2 separate regions of the Mus musculus genome follow, and region 2 is linked to region 1. A link is a loop called in an ENCODE intact Hi-C map of the cell type or tissue named here. Cell type or tissue: gastrocnemius. All regions are shown on one strand. Each heading gives the region's core, and the rest is flanking DNA. Links, peaks and the distances in the headings are about the cores only. Region 1 overlaps Arhgap10 (Rho GTPase activating protein 10). Region 2 has its middle 40 kb from the start of Gm29895.

Evidence for each region. Hi-C counts contacts between places; a loop is a spot of excess contacts. Peaks named below come from ENCODE experiments on the same cell type or tissue, not always from the same donor. Only the 100,000 strongest peaks of a DNase experiment are listed, where the experiment ranks them.
Region 2: a loop joins it to region 1, with 5 times the contacts of the local background. A loop is called at or near these places in 16 of 42 quality-filtered maps.

Annotation. Positions count from the first base shown.
Region 1 is chr8:77,415,973-77,423,859 of GRCm38, forward strand. Arhgap10 (Rho GTPase activating protein 10) reads right to left here. Exons shown (of 23, transcript NM_030113.2): 6 at 4,665-4,775; 7 at 4,100-4,204. Among named protein-coding and RNA genes, the nearest start is that of 0610038B21Rik, 97 kb to the right of the region's middle. In gastrocnemius, for the core only: a CTCF peak has its summit at 3,966 (motif pointing right); DNase peaks (open chromatin) are centred at 3,966 and 4,467; H3K27ac peaks cover 1,504 bases.
Region 2 is chr8:78,000,712-78,008,598 of GRCm38, forward strand. No RefSeq gene overlaps it. Among named protein-coding and RNA genes, the nearest start is that of Gm29895, 40 kb to the right of the region's middle. In gastrocnemius, for the core only: a CTCF peak has its summit at 3,637 (motif pointing left); a DNase peak (open chromatin) is centred at 3,643.

The sequences.
Region 1 (7,887 bases), core at 1,225-6,224:
CAGCAATGGGAGTGTGCTTCCCACCTCTTGTTTGGGAACACTGTCAAGAAAACCAGCCTATGGTAAGCCTTGCCTTACAGCCAGAGTCCACTGAGGCTCCAAGATGGGAGTCAGATGCCTTTAATCAGAATGTCTGGATAAGGCTAAGGGGGGGGGGGGGGGGGGGGCGAGCACACTACCCAGGTGTTTGGGAGGATTAGGAGGTGTGGCCTTGCCTGATGAAGTGTGTCCCAGGGCTTGGAGGTTACAAAGCCTGATGCAGTTCTGAGCTCCGTGCTCTTGGCTTTGTGTTTCTAGTTCAGGATACAAACCCTCAGCTCTGCTATGCTCCAGCTGCTACGCCTGCCACCTCTGCTATGCCATCAGAGACGCCAACTTTCAGGAACCCAAATAAGAGCCCAAATAAGCTCTTTTGTCTATAAGTTACCTTGGTCATCATAATAGAACTAAGACGCCCTCAAATAAGCCTTGGAAGGGAGGGGCAAAGCAGGGGTGGGGGAGGATTCCAAGTGTCGACCACCTTAACTCAGTAAGGTTTATCCATCTCAGCCATGACATCACTCAGAACAAAAGAAGGCAGAGGAGACAGCATGAGAGGATTTCACCTTACAGAAACAAACAAAACCAGAAAAGTATAGTTCCCAAGACAGACAGACTGGCAGGCGGGCGGGCAGGCGGACGGACAGACAGACAGGCAGGCGGACCTCACTAAAACCTCATATCCTCTCAAGAGTTCTATACATATGGAGGATGAGGAGGAAAAGAAAGAGTGGGCTGGCAGATCCAGGAGAATCACTGATCAGGCCTTAAGACTCCAAAACACAGCAAATGAGAATCTCTGGACTCCTCAGACTCCTGGAGTCAGAGACAAGGTTTGCCAGTAGTGCCAAATCCCAGGCTTACCAATTAAGAACTTGTGAAATCTGAGACTAAGCAGCACAGGTCTGTGAGCAAGCGTCCTCTGGAGGGTCTGAGAGAAGGAAGTGACCTCCCTGCACCCCAGTGTCACAGATGTTAGGACAGCTGTCTGCTCCCGGTGGAGGAAGTCATTTATCACAGTAACGAGCACAGGGAAAGGAGTCGTTGTTATTCTTCTATAGTTAAACAGGAGACCCCACACTCTTACCTACTTCATCTATCACCTGGAGGCTTCCTGATAATCCCGACACCCCTCCTGCTTTCTCTGCCAGGACTTCTAGGATGGCGTCACAAAAGTGCAAAGCGAGCTTTCTAAAATATCCTTTCATTTTGATACAATTTCCTTTCCTTTGGGGAAAAAACACTCTTTCTAAAAGCCATCTTGCTACTTTCTTGCTTTCTATTTATTACTCCAGATTACAGAAAAATGGGTAAAAAGCAAATCCCTTAAGGAAAGCCCAGCCATTTTTACAATATAAAAGGCATAGCCAGATGGGGCTGGAAATAGCTTGCTTTCATTTTTAAATAAGATTACCTCTCTTTCTGAGCATAAGAGTCATTTTAAATTTAATTATTTTACTGTAATAAAATTCTAAACAGCTGACAAAATTAACTATAATGTCATAAAGATATCTAACCTTAAAATTCAGTTTTATCATTTCAGTGTGGTTGGTATTAAAAAATAAAATATAACCAGGGTTTTCTTTCAGAAATGTGTGGCTTTATACAGTCAGTATCTGCCCTTATTTAAAAAAAATTAAAAACCACAAGAGAATAAGATGAAAAAAAAAAGAGAGAGAGAGAATAAGATGAATAGCCGAAAAAAAGAAGTAATGACGGTCCTTTCGAGGGAGAGCCTATGGCGCGTGGCTGAAGTGGAGAAGGTGGCTGAAAGCAGAGACAAGGCAGGAGCGTGGGGCTCACACTCGTGCTCTACAGCAGCAGCCAGGGGGAGGCACGTGCAACACACACATGCAAGCGTGCACACGTGAGGGCACACGCACACACACACCCATGGTCCTGAAAATGAGGGCAAAAGAACAACTTCCAAATGAGTGACACCCAAGAAGCCTCAGAGAGCAGAATAAAACTGAGGGATATTTATAAGGTAGCTAGAATAGAGAGAGGATTTGGGGCAATTCCTGATGAATACATATCTCTGAATTCCAAAATATATAGGAAAAAATGTTTCCTCTCCAGAAAGTCCTTGCCCACTCTACTCACAATAAAGGACGGGTGTTGCTGTCAGCCGTGCAAGCTCTCAGCTCACCACGTATTACCAAGGCATAATAAGTAAATATATCTCCCCTCTGCGGGTTTTGCTCACCAGCATCTCATGCCTCGCTCGACATGGCTCAGTCCCTGGAGTCCCTCTTTGCCACAGGTACATTATAAAAGGAAGGAATGTGAGGACGGCTGACCAGAGCCCCAGGAGATGCTGGGTTCCTGTGTCATTCCAGAGCCTGGGCTAAATCGAGATGGCTTCCCTGGCAGGAGGCTGTACTGTCACACAGGGCCTGTGACACAGGGTCTCAGGACAGGCTTAATGTCCTATGATATAACAGGAGGGAAGGCCTGAGAGAGCATCGCATGTGGCTCAGGCTGCTCTCAAAATCACTACATAGCCTTGAACTCCTGATCCTCCTGCCTCCACCTCCCACTGGGATGACAAGCAAGAAACACCACACTGAGTATCAATACCCACCATCTTGAAAGTCTTCATTGTTTTTAATGTGGGGTTCTGTTCTCATTTTACACGAGTCCCATAATACATACATCAGGCCTAACTGGGGTTCTCATCTGGTCAGCCCTGAAGTTGACAAATAAAGTCTAGAACAGCGGTTCTCAGCCTATAGGCCACCACTCCAGGGGTCAAAGGGCCCTTTCACAGGGTTGCCTAAGACCATCAGAAAACACAGATATTTGCATTAGGACTCATAACAGTAGCACAATTACAGTTATGAAGTAGCAAAGGAAATAATTTTATGTTTCAGGTCACTACAATGTGAGGAACTGCACTAGCAAAGTAGAGAACCCCTGGTCTAAGAAAAAAAAAAAAGGTTAATTCTATAATTATATACCAGTTGGGAATGGGGATCAGTCTATAATCTTCTCAACTAGTCTCTCTTCACAAGTTGTTTTATAGCCTACAAGTTACTCTGAAAAATAATTCATTTCATTAAACTTTCTAGTGGGCTGAAGAAATGTCTGCCATGCAAATATAGAGCTGTGAGTTTGAATTCCCTAGCACCTACATAAAGATCTATCCCCATGTCTGTAACACTGTAGGGGCAGAGATCACAGGATGGTGGGACGGGTGAGACTGGAGCTCTCTAACCAACCAGCCCACACAATTGGTGAGCCTCCCATTCAATGAGAGACTGTGTCTCAGAAGATCAGGCAACTGAGAGAGGCAACTGAGAGAGACAGAAGTGAGCAGCCTCTGGCCTGCACATAAACCACACGTACAGAAAAAGTAAGTCCCCTACCATCGGAACAATGTTGAAGTGGACTGGAACACATGAGGCGTGTCTCTGGTTGTTAGTGTCGCACTCACAGGCCAACTGAGCCCCTGAGAGTCCTTTTCTCCTCCCCTGAGATTATGGCACAGTTCGCCAATTGGCTTTGCATGGGTCCTGGGATTCGAACTCAGGGTCACACGGCAAACACTTTACCCACTGAGCCATCTCAGCCTAAAGCAATCATAGCAATCATAGTAGGAATCTCCAAACGTCATTTTTCATCATCAGGTTGAACAAAGGACAGCAAGGAAAACTGGCAGCTGTGGACACAGATACATCAGAGAGCATGCCCAAAATGTAGGGACGGAGAAATTCCATAAGCCAGTCTGGGGAATGAAAAACCATGACTGACGGTCAGTCAGGAACGCCAGGTGGAAGGCCAGGATAGCGGGTTGTTACACAACAACTCAGAGCTAACATAACCAAGTTTACCCCAAGAATTTGCCCCAGAGAGCCAAGGAAGGGCCTCCAAAGGGCAGAATTCCTGGAGCCTCATCAGCTTCAGAGCCATGTGTTACACCAAAGTTGACCACTAGATGGCAACACATCCCCACTTTCTCAGTATACCAGCCTGGTCTTAATAAGATTTTGAGACCAGAGTAGAAAAAGAGCTGCACCCCAAACATCTTTTAAATACCAGAAGGCTTTCCTTTCCTTACATTCTGAATGTTGATTTGTAGTTCCATCTTGTAGTGATTGAAGTCTTTGGAAAGCTCGTGGCCTTGATGATAGAAAGTGAACATTCCCTGAAAGAAGGACAGCATCTATGACAAAGGAGAGGAGCGTTAGTTAGTGCATGCAAGGAAGGAAGCAAGCAACGCCTGCATCAAAACCACCATCCAGAGCACTGCCATCCGGAGCACCCAACCACCTCCCTGTCTGTCACGTCCTGAAATGAAAGTAGTTCCAAAGAAGTCACTAGAAATTAAATAACTGTAAATAGGTGGTCTGTACAGAAAATTATGAACAAGTTGTGAGTTCAAATTCCCTAGCACCCACATAAAGGTCTATCGCCATGCCTGTAACAGAGTGGGGACAGGGGTCACGGTATGGCGGGGGGGCTGTGCCCCTCACTGGGGTGAGGAGGAAGCTGTGCCAACAGGGCCTCCCAACGGTTTAGATGTTTCTCTAGACTTTCCCTAGCTGTGTCCACCCTTGACAACCTGTGAGGTCTCCCTTAGTGTTTTCACAAGGATCCACAGCAACGAGTGTCCTGCTACTCACAGGCTCCACAAACTCGAACTTCTTTCTTTCTTGGATTTCCTGGAGCTTGCACACATATTCAAGCGAGAGCTCGTAGAAATGCTGCCGGTTCTGCTCCACTTGGAGGTCGGCCTGTGTTAAAACAAGCACTGTGAGTTGACCCCACGGCAGGGAGCTATCAAGCTGGAGGTCAATGGCCTGGTGCTGGCCGTGGTGCGGGGCTTTTATAAACTTGTGTTAGAACTCATGTCTTACTCATTGTTACTCTCCTGCCACAGCAGGACAGAGCCACTGCTACAAGGACATACAGAAAAGTCTTCCCAAACTCTAGAGAAGAGCTTGATGACCCTCAAAGACTGAAGATTAAGGAAAACACTTCTTCCTGGAACAGTCAAAAGCCCCGTCGACACCACCTGCACACACACACACACACACGCGCACGCATCCACACACAGGCGCACACACACTACACACGATGAAATATAACAAAAGGGGACAAATCATATTGGGTAACATGAACAGCTATAACGCCAGCACTTGGGAAGCTACGGCAGGAGGACATGTCCAGGGCTAGACTGGACTACACAGCAAGATCGTGGCTTTAAAAAAAAAAAAGGAAGCAGATCCCGGTATGGCACACATGGATGGACTCTTAGGCTCTCAGATGAAAGGCAATGCACATCAGACATAAAAAGAGAAACTCCTACACATGAGGGAGCTACGACAGACCAGCAGAATGACAGAAGGACGGACGGTAGGGCTGGGAGCCCAGGGGAAGTCACGGCTTCCCAGTCAGGGCTTCTGCTTGGCTAGGCACAAAGGTCTGGAGACTGGTGGGGAACGGCTACACAGCCAGGTAAAGCAGTTAGCCAATGCCTGCGCAATATTCGAATGGCTAAAATAAACTGGAAGAAGATAAATATTTTCCAACACATTTTCAGAAGTTTATAAAAACAAGTGTAGTATTTGTCTGGTACTTTTAATTGAAAGTCTTTGAGTAACATAAAGTTTAAATGTCAAGTGAGCAAAATAAGAGCTTCTACCTAAAAGCCATGACGTTTTGTGTCTCATTATTCACCTACCAACAGTATAACCCAAAGCCAAAACCCTTAATCCCGCTGAGCAGTTAAACTGTGGAGTTGAAAGCAGTGGTTGGCTCACGTGACGCTCATGAGGCATCACTGCCTGCAGAGCGGAGAGTCATGCCCTCACGTGTCCTCGGTATGACTTGCCCTCACTCTGCTGAGCACCTTGCATCTGAACGTTCTGAGCAGCCAGAGCGGCTGGGCCCTCCACTGTATGATTCCCTCTCCAGATTCCCGAGCTCACAGTGAGCTCGCCACAATATTCCAAGTGTACATAGGAGCACAGAACGATTCGAGTCTACAATGCACTAACTTTTCCCGCCATGTTACGATTTGGACATGGCCTACATATGCCCTGTAAAGCCTGGCCTCTGACACGTCATTCTTGGGGGTGATGGAATCTTCAAGAAACGAGGCCTGCTCCGGGGTCATGGAGGCACTACTGTTGGAGGGATTAAGATCTCATGGAAGTGGACGAATTCCCACGAGACTACATTGTGTTAAGAAGCCTGGTACCTCCCCTGAATCTCTTACATAAACACTGTCACATGAAGCACATGACCACAGTGAGGACCCCATCAAAGCCAAGCAGACGCCAATGTCATACTCTCAGCTCTCCAGAACTATGAGCTAAATAAATCTGTTTTGTTTATAAACTCTCCATCCATAGGAGTTTTATAACAATACAAAATGAGCTTGCACACACAGTAAGCAAAAGCTGAATGAATGAATGAATGAATAAACAACTGTGTATTATAATCCAATTGTAATTCTATACATGCAGAAGACAGGAGATCAATCTCATGCAATATTACTAAAATATTATTTCTTTAGTGATATTTAAACTGAAATAGTATCCTTTGTCTCCTGGGGGAAAACAAGCATTAAAAACCAAGAAGGATGTAATCTTCTCCCAGAGCCAGTATGTGTTGTAGTACAGAGGCTGTCTAGAACTCAGGAACGTGGGTGGTGGGTGGAGGTGAAGGTCCTTGTGTCTGAGACCCACAAGGCGGGAGCAGCAGCTTCGAGGAGAGATACAAAAATGACCAACACCAGGCATGCTGCAACAGCCCTACTCTCCTCGTATCAACACCAGGCACGCTGCTGCAACAGCCCTACTCTCCTCGTATCAACACCAGGCACGCTGCTGCAACAGCCCTACTCTCCTCGTATCAACAAGAGGGCAGAATGGCTTACAAGTCTCTGCGCTCTTTAGGGTCTACATGATGAACAAGAGAGCTGTTTTCAAGTGGGCATCTGTACGACTGTGAAGAGTAGAGAGAGCAAAACAGAAATGAAACTGGAAGTGCCGTCTTCAGCGCCTCTTCAAGCTCAGGACTTGCAGTTTACTCATCTCTGAGACTGATGACACTGCCAAAGCCATACCTCACTGTGCACACATCCTGTTTGTGGTTCTCGCTCTGACAGCACTATTCTAGGCAGAATGGATAGAGGACTCTGAACTGTAGCCTTCAGAGGGCATACGGTCACTGAAGGGAGCCATGCAACACTACCTAGGAAGCGTAAGAACAATAAGCCAGAAGAGGAGGCCGTGTGGACAGAGAGCTGGAAGGAGCTCTGATCTGTTATGCATTGTAATGCTAAATACTGGCCCTGGCTGCCCCAGGGACGAGGAGACCCTTATGGCATCCAGGTGCTGCTAGGAAACCTTGCTCCTTTAGCTGCTGGGCAGGAGAGGTGGGTTCCGGGGGTTGGGGGTCTGAGGAGAGGACCACAGGGGAGAGAAGATACTGTGGGATAAGGGATCATGAGAACTGACCAATCAGAGTAAGAGCTGCCCAGCCAGCCATGGCAAATCATATCGCAGGGTTACTGGCAGGGACGTAGTCATAATAAACAGCATAGATTCTGGGTAGTATCTGCCCAGCTCTGGTGCTTTAAAGGTTTATGATAAATATAAAGGTTGAGTGCCTTTTATCTGGGAACCTAGTGATCAAAAGTAGGGTAGAAACCCCGATTGAAATTAATTATTACCATAACACACATGACCTGAGTAGAAGCTATTTGAGCCAGTATCTGAAGGAGACACACATGTGGATCTGAGTTAAGACATAGTAGGCAGGGGTCAGGGTATGCCTCTGTGGTAAAGGGTGCAAGCCCCAGAAAGAAACGGGCTTACTCTGAGCAGGTGTGCAATG
Region 2 (7,887 bases), core at 1,555-6,554, 590 kb after region 1:
ACTCAGATTTTCATGCTTATATGACACGCCTTTGCCCACTGAGCCCACTGAGCCTACTCCTCAACTGGGACTTGCACATTTCTATGGGTGATCTGATGTGGAAAACTTTAGTTGTATAGGCAAGTTAGGCTCTGCACAATCAGAGACTACAAAAGAAAATGTAAAACCCTGGGCTGTATGGGCCAAATGGTACATGGAAGAGTCTCTTCAGTGTGGATACAACTAGCCTTATTAATAAGCCCTGTGGTGTGGGTGATACATAAGATGAGGACCGTGTGGGAAGCAGAGGCTTGCAAGAACCTAACCCTGTACTTCTCCTGGGAAGGAGAGTAGAACAGTCACTAACTCGGCATGAGGTGAATACAGAATACAATTACAGATCCCAGAAGCATCTACTGCATGCTCACCTGAAATAACAGGATACATTAAGTACCATCTGACATCTCTGGAAATGAGCAGTCCACTCAGCTGTTCCTTTTTAATCTCCTCATGATGATGCCTTTGATTTCAAGGGAATTCCATATGAAGAATTACTTCTACAGAGCTGTCAGCCTGCCAATCAAAAGATCTTGACCTTGTGTGCAATTAAATGGCCATTGTCTTCAGCCCAGGACTGCAAACTGGAGTACAGCTTCATGAGCGTCGTTTCTCAGTTTGGCTTTTTGAGGAGCCAGAACCTTGATTTTAAGGGTCAGGAAGGTTCTCCCAGGTGGAGGCATCTATGTGTCACCAGACTTGGAGGAACGTTTTATAACATTTTATGAACTGACAAAAGCCCATGGGCTCTTCTAGGCTGGGTGAGTGTTACATAAGTCCTATATCCACACAAACAAAAAGATAAATGAAGTATTGGTCAAGTGGTCAAACCTGTAGATTGATAATTTAACATATATTTATGCATGCATAATCACACAGAGAAATAGAAGAGTGGTAGAGAATGTGTGAGTGAGATTTGGAGTGTTGCTGTGACATCCCACATCTTGTTGCATAGCAATGCCTTGACATGTAAATAAGAAAACAGGTTGTATCCCAATCTGCTCTGAATTCCTCCTGCGTGCATTCTGTCAGAGTTCCTGACAGAATGTGAGCTCCAGATGAGCAGACCTTCTGTCTACTTCATTTACAGATGTGTCCCGAGTACCTAGAACAGTGCTCAGCACTGTTCTATGGATGACAGTCTGCACTCTCAGAGGAGATCCCTGGTGCTCACTTGGTTTGTGCCGGACTGCTGCTGTCCTGTGCTGTATGTGTTGGACTGTTGTTCTTACGTGTCAGAGTCTGTTGGAGTGGGTTGTGTTCTTAAGATCCGTCTTTATCACTGTTTGTCTAGGGTTTACAGGTCTCTGACATCTGCTCTGAACAAAACCTCTGCCTGCCTTACTCAGCCACACAGGAATGCCATTGTTACATTTTCTTCTGCTCCAGTCCGTTCCTGGTGCTAGGAATGCCTTTCTGTAATAGATTCCCTGGCATCATATGGTAACGAAAGGGTGCTTTAAAGAATGCTAATTTAAACCGCTCTTTAACTTGCATGTTTTCAGTGTGGGCAGTGAGGGAGGAGGTTTGAAGCAAGACAGCTGTGAGGTTTGCCTAGCAGCTGAATGCTGCATGGATTAGCTGGCTCCTTCTTTTCTGGTAGTGGGTAACCCCTTAAAGGAACATGCCCTGGCTGGGGAAAGGCACACCTGTGTGTAGCCAAAGGGAAGAGTTTTAAAGATGGGGCACAGTTTTCTGCACCACCAGCTTTGCACTCAAAAAGTGATACTGCTAAGAAGTTTAGAAAAATGGGGGTGAGATGGGGGTGGGTGGGAGGGGGCATTGCATCCATTCAGCTTTTCTGTGGACCAAGCCACGAATCTGGGTATTTCTCCATGAGCAATTACCATCTGAGGTTTAGAAACCACAAAGCTGCTGGGTAGAAAAAGAAGCTCAAACGCAGATAAGTGACCCATGATGGCTTGTGGGAACCTGACATCTCTCTTTAAGAATGGTTCCTGAGATGCCTGGCCTTCCCGTGTTCTGTGACTTTGTGCTTAGAGGTGTAAAAGGGTTCATTTCAGCGAGCCTGTGCTCTGTTGGCAGTTCAGCTGGCCTCGATGCTCGCCAAAGTCCGGATCCATTTGAATTTTCCTTTCTGTTCTCTTTTGGGTTACCGTTCTGTTGGAAGTATCGCATGACTCTAAATGACACTGTATTTCCAGAAACTAGACTTGAAGTAGCTGACAATTTTTTTAAGATTTATTTATTTATTTTATGTAAATGAGTATACTGTAGCCTACATGTGGTTACTGGGAATTGAACTCAGGGCCTCTGCTTGCTCCAGTCCCACTCTGTCCAGCCCAAAGATTTATTTATTATTATTATATGTAAGTACACTGTAGCTGTCTTCAGACACACCAGAAGAGGGTGTCAGATCTCATTACAGATGGTTGTGAGCCACCATGTGGTTGCTGGGATTTGAACTCAGGACCTCTGGAAGAGCAGTCAGTGCTCTTAACGGCTGAGCCATCTCTCCAGCCCAGCTGATCAATTTTTTTTAAACTGCACGTATTGGATGTGTTGTTATTGCTACTGAGAAGAACAGTGACTATTATTGATGAATCTGTGGCATATTAAGGGACACAGTTGACCAGAGTAAATATGTCCAGTCGGAAGGTCTGGGAGCAGTTGGCAGACAATGGCAGATGTCTGCTCACTAGCGGGTCCAGTTGAGCTTGTGTAAACTCCGAACTCCCTGGAACTTTACACTATATCTTTGCCAATGATTTAAACATGCTTTTCTAGGGCCGTATTTTTCTATATGATCCATATAATCCTAGCGTGAATGCCATTCTTTTCTCAGACTCCTTTTATTACTCATTCATACAAGCACACATTTTATGTAGTTTACACAGTTCCACTGATGCTAGAAATATATTTCCTCAATTCCCTTTTCTTTCTTTATAATTCTGAAAATAGTGACTATGTCATTTGCGATTTTGTTTTGTAATCTTAATATTAAGCAGTTACTTTGCTTCTAAATCCTGCTGCTGTGACGAATTCTGTGAGCCATGTGACATCTTCATGTCAACAGCTCCTTCCCTGAGCCATGTGACATCTTCATATCAACAGCTCTTCCCTTGGCTCTGTACTTGATGGTTTTTGGGTGCAGGGCAGGCAAAACCCTCAAATGTGAGATTGTGGTTACAGAGGGTGCAAACATTGTTCAGGCCCCTAAAAGCTGTCCCGGAACTCAGTGCTTGCTTTTTTCATCTCTGAGATGTGTTTTTAGTAATATGTAATGTGTATTCAGTACAAGTTGGTCCCTGCTGTTGTTGTCACCATCACTGATGCTGTAGTTGTTGTTTTTAGCACACCTTTGTCTCCTTGGAGGAGATGGATATAGCAATACAACCTTGGTCATCAGACTGATCTGTATGCTTTTTGTTTTCTCTCCACATTTGCAAAATGTTTTCAGCTCTTTGTTTTTATTCCTTCTGAGTGCCGACAGCCCTCTTCTTACGACAGTGATCTCACTTTTCTCGGTTTTCTTCTCTTTTTTAATCAAGGACATTAGAGTATGTGAGGAAGGAAATACCATTGTCTCAGACTCTTGTCGTCTATTCAGGACGATGTAAAACTCTGACCTCTAGTGGCTGTGCGCTGTAGTTGCAAGCCAGGTCCCTCAAGTCTGAACCCAGGAAACAGCAGCCAGCTTCAGATCCGAAGGGATGAGCACCCAACGGTTTGAAAACTCTTTTGACACATCAGATGATTCCCCTTATGTCTGTCAAGACAGCCTTCTTCTTCTTTACCAAGGAGTTAGTTTATGTCTCCGCTTCCAAAAATACACCAATTTAAATAAATGATCTAAAGACAATACTCTCAAAATATGCTTTCCTCCAAAGCACCCTGCCCAGGACTACCACTGCCTAATGATGTAATCCAGAGACTTCAGAAAACAATAGACCACTAAATCTTAGGAGACCTTAGTGGGTCTAAACATCTTTAAATGAAATATTCCTTGGTTTCAAAAATGATAACATACAAAATGTAGTTAGTTATGTTCTAAAAACTAAAATCCTGAGAAGTGGTTCTGGGGTACACTGCTTTATCAATATGACGTGGGGAATCAATCCTATTGTGAGTTCACACGAAGCTCATGGAACACACGTGAGATATTTGTATGTTTTTAATGGTTGTGTAAAATGAGGTGCGATGAAGTTCGTTGGCTTATTTCTGTTAAATTTCCTTTGTTTTCTGGCTTTGATAAAATGAATGAGTGGATGGATAGGGCAAAGCGAAAGCTTCGTACCCAGGAGTGTGCCCAGGAGTGTGCAGCAGGGACACGGCCGGAGAAGCTGCTGAAGAGAGGCTGATGGAGCTCACCCAACTGTGTGCCTCCTTGCCTGCCGTGATGTAGGCTGGGGCGGTTACGGTTGGGGCGGTCTCAGCAACAGCTCAGCGTTTCCTGCTGTTCCCACACAGATCTCACCTCACTAAGTGGGCACCGGTGTTTCTTATTGCCTCCAGTTGGGAAACTTGTCCTTTGAGACTCAGTTCATTAACCCTCCTCTACTTGTGTACAGTTGGACCTGACTTCAAACAGGTAGAATTAATGCCTTCTGGCAAGAGAACCTCTACATTTTACTATGATTAGCTTCAAAATCAATCGCCTAAAGTCTGATTAATTTCTTTGAAAGCTTGCTAAATGGACTCTGTGCTTATAATATGTGAATTCAATTCTATATTGTGAGAGATCATTGCTGCGTGTATATAGTTATTGCACAGCTATTCCACAATAGCTGAAGAAAATTAATACTTCATTTTAAAATATTTTGACAATTACAGGTAGATTTTAATAAGCATGAGGCTCTTAGCATTGAGCAAACTTTGGAAAAATCAACAGTCAAAGTTTACTTTGTAATAACTGTGCTAAGCACAGTCTGACATCTTTTTTTTTTTTCCTTTTTTTGGTTAGATATTTTCTTTATTTACATGTCAAATGTTATCCCCTTTCCTGTTTTCCCCTGTGAAAGCCCCCCATCCCCTACCCCCTACCAACTCACCAACCCACCCACTCCTGCTTCCTGGCCCTGGCATTCCCCTACACTGGGGCATAGAGCCTTCACAGGACCAAGGGTCTCTCCTCCCATTGATGACCTACAAGGCCATCCTCTGCTGCATATGCAGCTAGAGCCACGAGTCCCACCATGTGTGATCTTTGGTTGGTGGTTTAGTCCCTGGGAGCTCTGGGGGTACTGGTTGGTTCTTGTTGTTGTTCCTCCTATGGGGTTGCAAACCCCTTGAGTCCTTTCTCTAGCTCCTCCATTGGGGATCCTATGCTCAGTCCAATAGTTGGCTGAGAGCACCCACCTCTGTATTTGTCAGGCACTGGTAGAGCCCCTCAGGAGACAGCTCTATCAGGCTCCTGTCAGCAAGCACTTGTTGGCATCCATAATAGTCTCTGGTTTGGTGACTGTATATGGGATGGATCACAGGTGGGGCAGTCTCTGGATGGCCTTTTCTTCAGTCTCTGCTCCACACTTAGTCTCTGTAACTCCTTCCATGGGTATTTTGTTTCCCCTTAAATGGAGGACCGAAGTATCTACACTTTGGTATTCCTTCTACTTGAGATTCATGTGGTCTGTGAATAGTATCTTGGGTATTCCAAGCTTCTGGGCTAATATCCACTTATCAGTGAGGGCATATCATGTGTGTTCTTTTGTGATTGGGTTACCTCACTCAGGATGATATTTTCTAGTTCCATCAATTTGCCTATGAATTTCATAAATTCATTGTTCTTAATAGCTGAGTAGTACTCTATTGTGTAAATGTACCACATTTTCTGTATCCATTCCTCTTTTGAAGAACATCTGGGTTCTTTCCAGCTTCTGGCTATTATAAATAAGGATGGGTCCTCATGTAGTACTATGTCCAATTTTCTGAAGAACCACCAAACTGATTTCCAGAGTGGTTTTACCAGCTTGCAATCCCACCAACAATGGAGGAGAGTTCCTCTTCCTCCACATCTTTGCCAGCATCTGCTGTCACCTGAGTTTTCAATCTTAGCCATTCTGACTGGTGGGAGGTAGAATCTCAGGGTTGTTTTGATTTGCATTTCCCTGATGACTAAGGATGTTGGACTTTTTTTAGGTGCTTCTCGGCCATTTGAGATTCCTCAGTTGAGAATTCTTTGTTTAGCTCTGTATCCTATTTTTTTTTAAATAGGGTTATTTGGTTCTCTGGAGTCAAACTTTCTGAGTTCTTTATATATAGTGGATATTAGTCCTCTACCAGATGTAGAGTTGGTAAAGATCTTTTCCCAATCTGTTGGTTGCCATTTTGTCTTATTGACAGTGACATTCTGACATCTTTTACAGGAACATTTTTACAATATCTCATTTTACAGACTAAAAAAAAAAATGCATAGCAATGTGGACCAACAGCACAGTAAGTGGCCGAGTGAGTACTGAAACCCATACAACCTGATTCAAAGATTATGTCTTATACCTGGTGTGAATTAGGAATATGGATTGACCATATGCCATGGGCCATTCCTCAAACCATTCACACAGCAAGGCTGGGGAGAAGGGAGGCTCACTGGGGTGGGGGATGCTTGCTGTAGACACAAAGAGCTTAGTTTACATCTTCAGAGCTCTGTACTGCCAGGTGTGGGCATCTAATCCCAGAACTTCTGCAGCAAAAGGGGAGGAAGAGACAAAGAAGCCCCTGGATGCCCAAGGTAGCCAGCTTACACAGCAGCTAACAAGGTGGGAGGCAAGGCCAGTGCCTGAGGTCTTTGACCTACACACACACACACACACACACACACACACACACACACACACACACACCATGGCAAGCACAGGGTCCTGACAGATATTCATGGCCCTCTAGCACTCAACTTCCAAGAAAACCAGCTCATTCAACTCGATTCTCCAGATTCACTTGGCTCCAATCCCCTTTTGAACAATACTTATTTTGACCATTGCAAGAAAATAGATTGGATTTAGCAGAGAGCTAGAGTTATTATATATATAAATATACTGTAAACGTAACAGTTTACATGGAATAATTCTCATAAACATCTTTAACAAATGCTAACAATTTAAACAAGAGTTTCTAGAACACAGAATTTTGGGATTAGTTTGTGATGCTCTTTAAGGGGCTCCCATGTCTTACGTTAGACATAAAAACAATAGTTTGGGAACATTTAAAAGGATGTGCAATGTTTTAACACAATATTTGCTTGGAAAAGATCTTTTTTTCCTGGTTGCTACCTTCTTGAGCCAAATGCACTCACTTCCAGACTGATCACCACAGAAATATTGTAAAGAAGGTATAGAGAGATAATGTTCTCAAATGCAATAATAGTAAACCATAGTTTTGGTCCATTTAAGAGTAATTGACTTGGATCAATGGAGAATACAAAGACATTAGTTATTAGACTATAAATGGCATAACTATTGTCAAAGCTATGATGGACAGAGATTACAAAGCCTTTGATAAAATTGAGCCTATTTCTATATACAGCATAGGTGTGAGCTAGAACTCCAAGAATAATTCCTGGAGATCATTAGTACCATCTCAAGCTACTTACCAAGATTATACTTCATCCTCTGCAAAAAAAGAAAATCAAACAGTAGTGCCCAAAGACATTCTTATCTTAAAGCAATTTCAGGAACAAAACACAAGGCCAGAACTGAGCAATAATAAAAGATACTAAGAGAATGAATGTTATCATGATTGACTTAGCGTTATCATGTTAATTAATCCAAAAAAGCGAAAGGAAGTCATCTAGGAGATCTTAAGATGTGGGGAGATGAGGTAAATATGTCAATACATCTCCATGAGTTTTAAGCATTAAATAACTCCAATGTAAAACCCAGAGTTTCTTTTTATACT